Linked DNA regions of Homo sapiens: region 1 is linked to region 2. The links are chromatin loops, found by intact Hi-C in ENCODE. Cell type or tissue: PC-3. All regions are shown on one strand. Links, peaks and the distances in the headings refer to the core of each region. The heading gives the core; the rest is flanking DNA.

Region 1 (4,394 bases), core at 288-4,287, 580 kb before region 2:
CGCTCCCATTCCTCAGGACACTCCCGCATCCAGCTTCCCTCACCTAGAGTCCCTGCCTGGCCTCTGGAGGCATGAGGGGTGTGGCCCCAGGTTAGGCAAAGGGGCAGCTGTTGACCCTCTGCAGGTGAATTTCCAGGAGCAGACAGAACTTCAGGTTGATTTTGGGTCACACCTGCTGGAGCCAACATGGGGCCAGAAAATCGAGGAGTCAGGTGCCTGTGGTCGTCGTCCCTCCCTGTCGCCTGCGTGGGTATAGGTCTCCGCAGGAGTCTACAGGTTTCGTTGTGTTTAACTCAAAAGCCAGTCAAAGCTGTGAGGGTCATGTTGTCCCTAGGCCCCCGTTCCTTTCTTTTATAATATAAATTTGCTCATTTTAAATCCTTTAGTTGAGCATCAGGGAAGGCATGAACAGGCATCCCCTAGTGACTCTCCAGCAACAGCAGATTCATCCAAATCTTTCAGCCATCGGCTCCTGGATATGCCTCCACGGCTGCTCTGAGGAACTGAAAATCTCTTAGGGAATTCAGCAAAAATGCAGACCTTAGAATATTTTTTGCCTCGTCTTTAAATAATGAGGTTTAAAAATCAGCCTATGTTATTTCCAAATTTTAAGGAGTACACATGCAAAAAAAATTTAATCAAACAAAGAATCACAGAAGCAATCTGATACATGTCTTTTGGGGGGATTAAAGGAAATATGTACAGTTGGGATTCTTGTGTGAATAAATGAGAGGCCTGGGCATGGGCCCGGTGGCTCACACCTGTAATGCCAACATTTTGGGAGGCCGAGGGGGGCCGATTGTTTGAGTCCAGAAGTTCAAGACCTGCTTGGGCAACATGGTAAAATCCAATCTCTACCAAAAATACGAAAAAATTTGCTGAGTAGAGTGGTATGTGCCTGTAGTCCCAACAACTCAGGAGGCTGAGGCGGGAGGATTGCTTGAGCCCAGGAAGCAGAGGTTACAATGAGTCAAGATGGTGCCACTGCACTCCAGCCTGGGTGACCGTGTCTCAGAGAAACAAAAAACAAAGAAAGAAAAAGAAAAGAAAAAAGAAACAGAAAAAGAAAAGAAATAGGAACTGTAAGTTATATTGCTAAGAACATAAGGGTCTTTATGAGCTCGCACACCTTATTAACTCTCACAACCCCTATATTAAAGGCATTTCTGGGCTCTGAGACCTACCTCTTTCCAAAGTGTGGGTGGGACACATCTTTACCTTGTAGCATAGATTCACCTGAGAATGTAAATGGCCCGTAAGGATTATAAGCTTTGATCCTGAAATGTATTTGCCAATTGCTTGTTGTGTTTACCAGCTGTCTCTGTTTAATGGGGAGTCCATAAGCATCTCTAAAGCGAATGCACGTGGTAAGCCCATTTCTAGATTTGTTTCTAAGTCCTGAATCTTTACTCCTATCTACTCCTACAGATATTCTGAGCAAGGGCCTTTTTGCTGCATGCCCCAATCCCTGTGAACACTGAGATAGTCTGCACATCCTGAGTAATCCATTTTGAAATGGTCTGGTATATACTAGGTGCTCAATAAAAATAAGGTATTGTTATTATTAATAGTACATTCTTCATTATTTCGCCGAACACATATTAATTAAACACTCACTCTGTTACCAGGCCCTGTGAGCAAAAGGGGAGAGAAGACAATTTACTGAGGCTAAAGTTAACCATCCCAGATTTCATCACCCACATTTCATGGCTTAGGGAAGAATAAGGTAAACTCCCTTCTCCAAATCTTCTTTGATCTTAAGCATATAGCCTTAACATCTGGAACTTACATTTAATAGGTTCAATTGTGGAGTTACACGATGATGGATTCTCATTTTTTCTGTTTGGAATTGGAGACGAAGCAATCATCACCAGGTGATTTACCTTGGCGAGAAAGTTGAAGAATTGACACTACAGTACGCTGCCACCAGGTGGCAGTCAATGCCTTTATCTTAGAGCTCGAACCACTAGCCGACCTCAGCATTACTAGTTCCAGTTTATGAGGAATATCAATAGTGTGAATATGTGATTAGTAATATTATGAATTGTAGGAATGTTATACTGTGGTTTACCATATCATAGACTTTTTAGGCACGTTATCCACGTTTAATCTTCACAGCAGCTTTGCGAAATAGTGTTATTTCCATTTCGTTAACAAAGAAGGGAAGGTTCCTAGGTTGACTGAGCTGCTGGAGGCCACACGAATCTTAGGTTGTGGACTTAAAACCACCAGACCCTCGATCCTGTCCTCATTCTATTCCACTTAGAGTTTTCGGAGTGCTGTTAATTTTCAACATTTTATTTAATATAATTTATTTAAGTAATTGAACTTAATATCAGAAAGCTATATGTTTAAGAGTATATATTATTTTTTTTCCATTTGACACCAGCCTGGGTGACATAGTGAGACCCCCCATCTCTACAAAACAAAGTAATTAAAAATTAGCTGGGCGTAGTAGTGGGGGCCTGTGGTCCTAAGCACTCGGGAGGCTGGGACAGGAGGATCACTTGAGCCTGGGAGGTCGAGGATTCAGTGAGCCATGATTGCACTCCAGCCTGGGTGACGGAGCAAGACTGTGTCTCAAAAAAAAAATCACAGAATAAAGATATACCTTGTAGAGTTCAGTACTTATTATGGGTTGAATTGTACTCCATACAAGATGCTGAAGAATTAACCCTCAGTACATGTCAATGTGACTTTACCTGGAAACAGGGTCTATGCCAGTGTTATGGGCTGAATGTGACCTCCTAAAATTTATATGTTAAAGCTCCTCATTTCTAATGTGATGGTGGTAGGAAGTGGGGCCTTTGGAAGGTGGTCAGGTCATGAGGGCGGAGCCGACATGACGGGTGTTAGTGCCCTAATGAGAAGATATATGAGAGACATGATCTAGCTCTCCACCACGTGAGGACATAGGAAAGAAGGATCTGTCTGCAAATCAGGAAGTCTTAGTAAGTTCTTACCAGGAACTGAATCAGCCAGCACCTTGATCTTGGACTTCCAGCTTCCAGAACTGTGAGAAATGAACATTTGTTGTTTTAGCCACCCGGTCTAGGACATTTATTCTAGCAGCCTGGACTGAGGCAGCAGATGATCAAGTTAAAATAAGGTCACTAGGCTGGGCCCTAATCCAGTATGATTGGCATCTCTACCAAAAGGGAACATTTATTCACAGAGACCGGCATGCACACAGGAAGAGCGCCCTGTGAAACTGGAGTTCTGCTGCCGCAAGCAAAGTGACCACTGGAAGCTGGTAGAGAGGTAGGGAGTATATCCTTCCCTAGCACCTGCCTGCAGAGGGAATGTGGCCCCACGGCCTTGATACTGGATTTCCAGCCGCCAGAATGGTGAGGCAAGGAACTTCTGTGGTTTCAAGACCCCCAGTTTGTGGGGCTTTATTAGGCCAAGTCTATTGATGACTCTATTTGTAAGGGCAAGTCTGTTGATGCCTCTATTTCTAATTTTAGCGGTGCAGCCTTTAGAGACGATGCATTTCACATAATTAGTATACCCAGGAGAAAATTATTCTTTGATTTTATGTTTGTTCCCTGCCAAAGGGACTAAAATATCCCCTTGAGAGATCAGCCATAAAATTTCCACCCTTTCTTGCCTCCTTTCTCTGCCTCCTTGCTCCTTTCTTCCTTCCTTCTCTTCCTCCTTCCTTTCCTTATGTTACAGTCTCGCCAATGCACCTTTTCACCTTCTGCTTTGGCTCCAATGAGAGGAGAGATTTTTTCTCCCTTTTCTTACCTCTGAGTTTGGATATTCCCACACCCCTCCCACCAGCATACATCCAGTCACTCCACACCAGAGCTGTCATTTAAAGATGGTCCCCGCAGATCCGGGAAGAGCAGAGGCTGTTACTTGCATGTTTGGGGCTCTGAGAAGGTGGAGGACGACCCCCCTGCTAGCAGAGAGCTTTGCCTTCAGTCACTCTTCATTTCCATGGATTGCTGGAGAGAACCCTGTTCCCTGTCTCCTATGGTTCCTCTCCACTGATGAGGTCAAGAGCCAAAAAAAGAGGATTAAGCTGTACCTGTGCTGAAAACATATATTAAGAAAACACTTCTGGAGGCTGGGCATGGTGGCTTATGCCTGTAACCCCAGCACTTTGGGAGGCCAAGGCGGGAGGATCACTTGAGGTCAGGAGTTCGAGACCAGCCTGGCCAACATGGCGAAACCCCGTCTCTACTAAAAATACAAAAATTAGCTGGGCATGGTGGCACATGCCTGTAATCCCAGCTACTCGGGAGGCTGAAGTGGTAGGATCACTTGAACCTAGGAGGTGGAGTTTACAGTGAGCCCAGATGGTGCCACTGCACTCCAGCCTGGGTGACAGAGGGAGACATTTTCTAAAAAAAAAAAAACCTTCTGGGAATTTGTTTTCCCGTGAA
Region 2 (4,394 bases), core at 310-4,309:
GCTGGAGAAACAAGTTCTTTGTCTCTTTTTTCCTTTTTTGGAAGCTCTGGTGCTGGCAGATTCAGCTCCTCATAAAAGGTCTGAAACACTGGTTTGGGAGACCGCCTGTGGACCTCCCCTTGGACTAAAATATTTACTCAGGGATCCTGTCCAGTTCCATCTATTCCTAGAGTTACATACTCTCCTGTTTTCTAACGGGGATCAAGGAGATTGGTAATTACTAGTTCTAATGGATTACAGTGACCACTAGTGCAGGAAGAGTTACTCTTTCCTTTTTGAAGGCAGACAGGGTCCTTCTCATCCTTTTTTCAGGTGGCCTAAATGACACAGGACCAGTAACTACATTCATCATTACACAGTCCTAATTCATGACAAACATACTTATTTTCTACTGTATGGCTCCTTTCCCAATCTAGAGAGCCGCATCTTATTCTATTTCTATACAGGTTACTGTTGATTGCTGCACAGGTGTCAACTTTTAAGATAATTTGTTTGGGGACTCCCTTTTCTTCTGTTCTAGTTATTATTTTACTCTTATTGGCTTTTCTCCAGTTGCCAGTCCTCAACCTTATTTCAAACACTGTGGTCATGGGGTGTTCAGATGGATCATAACGAATACTAGGTTGTCCATCTTCTGGACTGCATACCTTATACTGGGTGTCATTATATAAACAAGTTCCTTTTAGAGTTCCTGTGTATTCATAATAACTATAAAACAGAAAGACTGTTTTAACCTTTTGCCCTACCTCAGTAACTTGATGCATACACTGGGAACAGTCCTCAGTCTGAAGAAGGTCAGTTGAAGTCCTTACTGTACAAATCCAGAATTTAAGGAAAATGAGTTCCAGGATGAGTTTCCTCATGCTTTGGCCATGCGTGGACCAGTTAGCTTCTGGGTGTGACTGGAACAGGGCTTGTCGTCTTCTTCAAAGTTACTTTTTTGCAGGCGTTGTACGGGCTTGGTCTCGCCTCCCAGGTCTCAGGTGCTGCAGGTTTTACGTGGCTGTGGTGGATCCAGGCTGGGATTCCCTCTACCTTTATGGCTGTGGGAGTGGTCAAGACGACGGTCTGGGGTCCTTTCCACCGTGGCTGCAAGGGGGCTACGTTCGAATCCTTGATCCACACCCGATCACCTGGGGAGAAAGGGTGAACTGGGGAGAGTAAGCTGATGGGGCACCTCTCACTTACCCAGGCTGAAATTTTTTGTTGTTATCTTCCCTAAAGCCTGTAGCTATCACTGTAACTCAATTTCACCTAGCTCTTGCGGAGTGCCTGGGAGTCCCTGTAGTGTGGGAGGGGGCTATGATATAATATTTCATAAGGGGAATATCCTGTTCTTTTAGAAAGGGTACATCTAATCTTAAACAATACCACAGGGAGAGCTTGTACCCACTTTAATCCTGTTTCTTGACACACTTTCCCTAAACTATTTTTGATAGTCCGATTCATCCGGTCCACCTTTCCAGAACTTTGTGGTCGATAGGTGGTATGTAGTTTCCATGTGATCCCCTATACCATTGCTGTCTTCTGTACCAAGTCAGCCACAAATGCCGGCCCGTTGTCTGAGCCAATTGGTAAGGGCAGTCCAAACCTAGGAATGAGATCACAGAGAAGCACATGGGTTACTTCATGAGCTTTCTCAGTTCGTGTTGGATAGGCCTCCACCCACCCAGAGTATGTACACGCTAGAACTAGCAAATACTTGTTACCTCCACATTTGGGCGTCTTGGTGAAGTCTACTTGGAGATCTTCAAAGGGGGCTGCTCCACAAGCCTGTATGCTGGGCAGGACTTTTGGACCTTGCCTAGCATTGTGCTGCCAGCAGGTGACACACTGCTGCGCCACTGTTTTGGCAAGGGCTGACAGATGTGAGATGTAGAAGTACCAGCCTAACAACTTTTCAAATGACTCTTCGCCTAGGTGGGTGGTCTTATGCAAGCCAGTACAATTGCAGCCCCTAGCAGCTGTGACACAGCTATTCTTCCATCCAATAACTGGATCCATCCCTCTTTTATAACCTGTCCTCCCTCTGCCTGGAGAAAGTCCTTCTCTTCTTTAGAATAAGTAGGCACAAGGTCAGGTGACTGAAGGAGCAGGGGGGCTGTGACTAACACCCAGTACGGGGTGGATGCTGCCTTTCGAGCCTCTGAGTCAGCTTGGGAGTTCCCCAAGGCAATCGAGGTGGAAGCTCACTGGTGTCCTCTGCAGTGCATGACTGCCACCCTTTGGGGCTCCCATACTGCCTCTAATAATTGCAAGATCTCTTGCTGATACTTTATGTCTTTTCCCCCAGAGTTCAACAGGCCTTTTTCCTTGTATAATGCCCCATGCATTTGGAGGGTTAAAAAGGCATACCGAGAGTTAGTGTAAATGTTTACAGTCTTACCTTCACTTAGCTCTAAGGCCTGAATTAAAGCAATGAGTTCGGCCTTCTGGGCTGAAGTGCCCTGGGGTAACGATTTGGCTTCAGTGACAGTGTCTAGGGTTACCGCTGCATATGCCACACACCTCTCTCCTTATGGGTTGACGAAGCTGCTCCTGTCCATGTACAGCTCCCAGTCTACTTATGTCCAAGGATGGTCTCGGATGTCAGGCCTGCTAGAATAAACTAAGTCCATCACCTCTACACAGTTATGTTCAACTGGGCTCTCTGATACCGGGAGCAAGGTGGCAGGGTTCAGGGTGTTGCAAACTTCAATGGTTATGTGGGGATTCTCACAGAGCAAGCTTTGGTATCTAGTTGGTCTAGCATTCGTTAGCCATTGATGTCCTTTGGTATTCATTAAAGTCACCACAGCATGGGGGGCCTTTATAGTTAGGTTTTGCCCAAGAGTTAGCTTATCCGCTTCTTGTGCTAGCTGGGTTGTTGCTGCCAAGGTCCTTAAAGATGCAGGCCAATGCTTAGAAACCCCGTCTAGTTGTTTGGAGTGGTAGGCCACTGGCCTCGACCAGGGCCCCACAGTCTGGGTCAAAACTCCAAACACCATTTTTTCTCTCTTTGACACATACAGTGTAAAAGGTTTCGTCAGGTCAGGTAGCCGCAGGGCTGGGACCAACATGAGATTTTCTTTTAACTCATGAAAAGCTCACTGCTGTCAGGACCCCCATTTGAAAGGTTCCTTGTCTCCCCGCTTTGTGACTCCGTATAGGCCCTTAGCCAATACTGCAAAGTTTGGGATCCACAACCTGCAGAACCCTACAGCTCCTAAGAATTCTTTCACCTGCCTTCTGGTCTTAGGCTCCAGCAGGTTGCAAATGACTTGCTTTCTTTCTGATCCCAGGCTGCACTCTCCCTGTCAGATAGTAAATCCCAGGTAACATACTTGCTGTTTGCAGATCTGAGCTTTCTTCTTGGACACCTTATACCCACAGTCCTCCAGGTGCCAGAGCAGGGTATCTGTTCCCTTGGCACACCCGAATGCCGTGGGGTGTCCCAGCAGGGGGTCATCGATGTACTGGAGCAGCACGCAGCCTAGGTCTCTGCTGGGAAACTTCTGGAGGTCTTGAGCCAGTGCCTCCCCAAAGATGGTGAGGGAGTTCTTGAACCCTTGGCGGAGTCAGGTCCAAGTGTACTGAGTGGTGACACCTGACCCCGGATCCTCCCACTGAAAGGCAAACAGTTTTTGGCTCTCAGGGGCTAGTCTGATGCTAAAGAAAGCATCTTTCAAGTCCAAGCAGGTGGACCGGCTGTCTTCGGCTGGCAGCAAACCCAACAACATGTACGGGTTAGGTACTGTTGGGTGCAAAGTCACTGTAGCTTGGTTGACCATGCAGAAACCCTGTACCAGCCTGTAGTCCTTGGTCCCTGGCTTGGGAACAGGTAGGAGGGGAGCGTTCCATGGAGACTGACAAGGGACTATAATTCCAAAGGCCCTCAGGCCCTTGAGATGGACCTGGACGCCTTCAAGGGCTTCTCTGGGAACTGGGTACTGCTTTTGCCTGACTGGCTGGGACCCAGGCTTAACTTCTATGAGTACTGGGGCCTGGTTGACAGCCAGCCCTAGAGGGTTGTCTTCCGCCCACACCTTTGGCCACTACTTAGCCAGGGCTGGTCCTATCTATTGGCCTGGCTCAGTTAAGAAGAGTCTCCATTCCTCTTCCAGAGGAACCATAAGGGCCATGATGACTCCCGTTCCAGGTAAATTTAGCTGTAAAGAGCCATGCTTTGTAAAATAGATAGTGGCTCTCAGCTTGCTAAGTAGGTCCCTTCCAGTAAAGACAAGGGGCACTCAGGCATGTACAGGAACTCGTAAATTACCTCATGCCCCGCTACAGTGCAGGTCCAGGGCAAACAGAAAGCTTGCTTTGCCAAAACCCCTGTGGCTCCGATTATATCAATAGTCTTTTTGGATAAGGGTGTGAGTGGGGTGGTTACTACTGAATGTTCAGCACCA

Evidence for each region. A loop is a pair of places that touch in the nucleus more often than their neighbours do. Peaks named below come from ENCODE experiments on the same cell type or tissue, not always from the same donor. Only the 100,000 strongest peaks of a DNase experiment are listed, where the experiment ranks them.
Region 1: it touches region 2 in a loop (38-fold over the local background); 1 of 110 quality-filtered maps calls a loop at or near these places.

Annotation. Positions count from the first base shown.
Region 1 is chr12:128,067,144-128,071,537 of GRCh38, reverse strand. No RefSeq gene overlaps it. Among named protein-coding and RNA genes, the nearest start is that of LINC02441, 42 kb to the right of the region's middle. In PC-3, for the core only: a CTCF peak has its summit at 1,916 (motif pointing right); a DNase peak (open chromatin) is centred at 1,977; H3K27me3 peaks cover 1,186 bases.
Region 2 is chr12:127,483,499-127,487,892 of GRCh38, reverse strand. It overlaps LOC105370067 (a long non-coding RNA gene), which reads right to left and starts at 3,365. Exons shown (of 4, transcript XR_945528.4): 1 at 747-3,365. In PC-3, for the core only: CTCF peaks have their summits at 2,026 and 2,225; DNase peaks (open chromatin) are centred at 672 and 2,102; H3K27ac peaks cover 2,429 bases.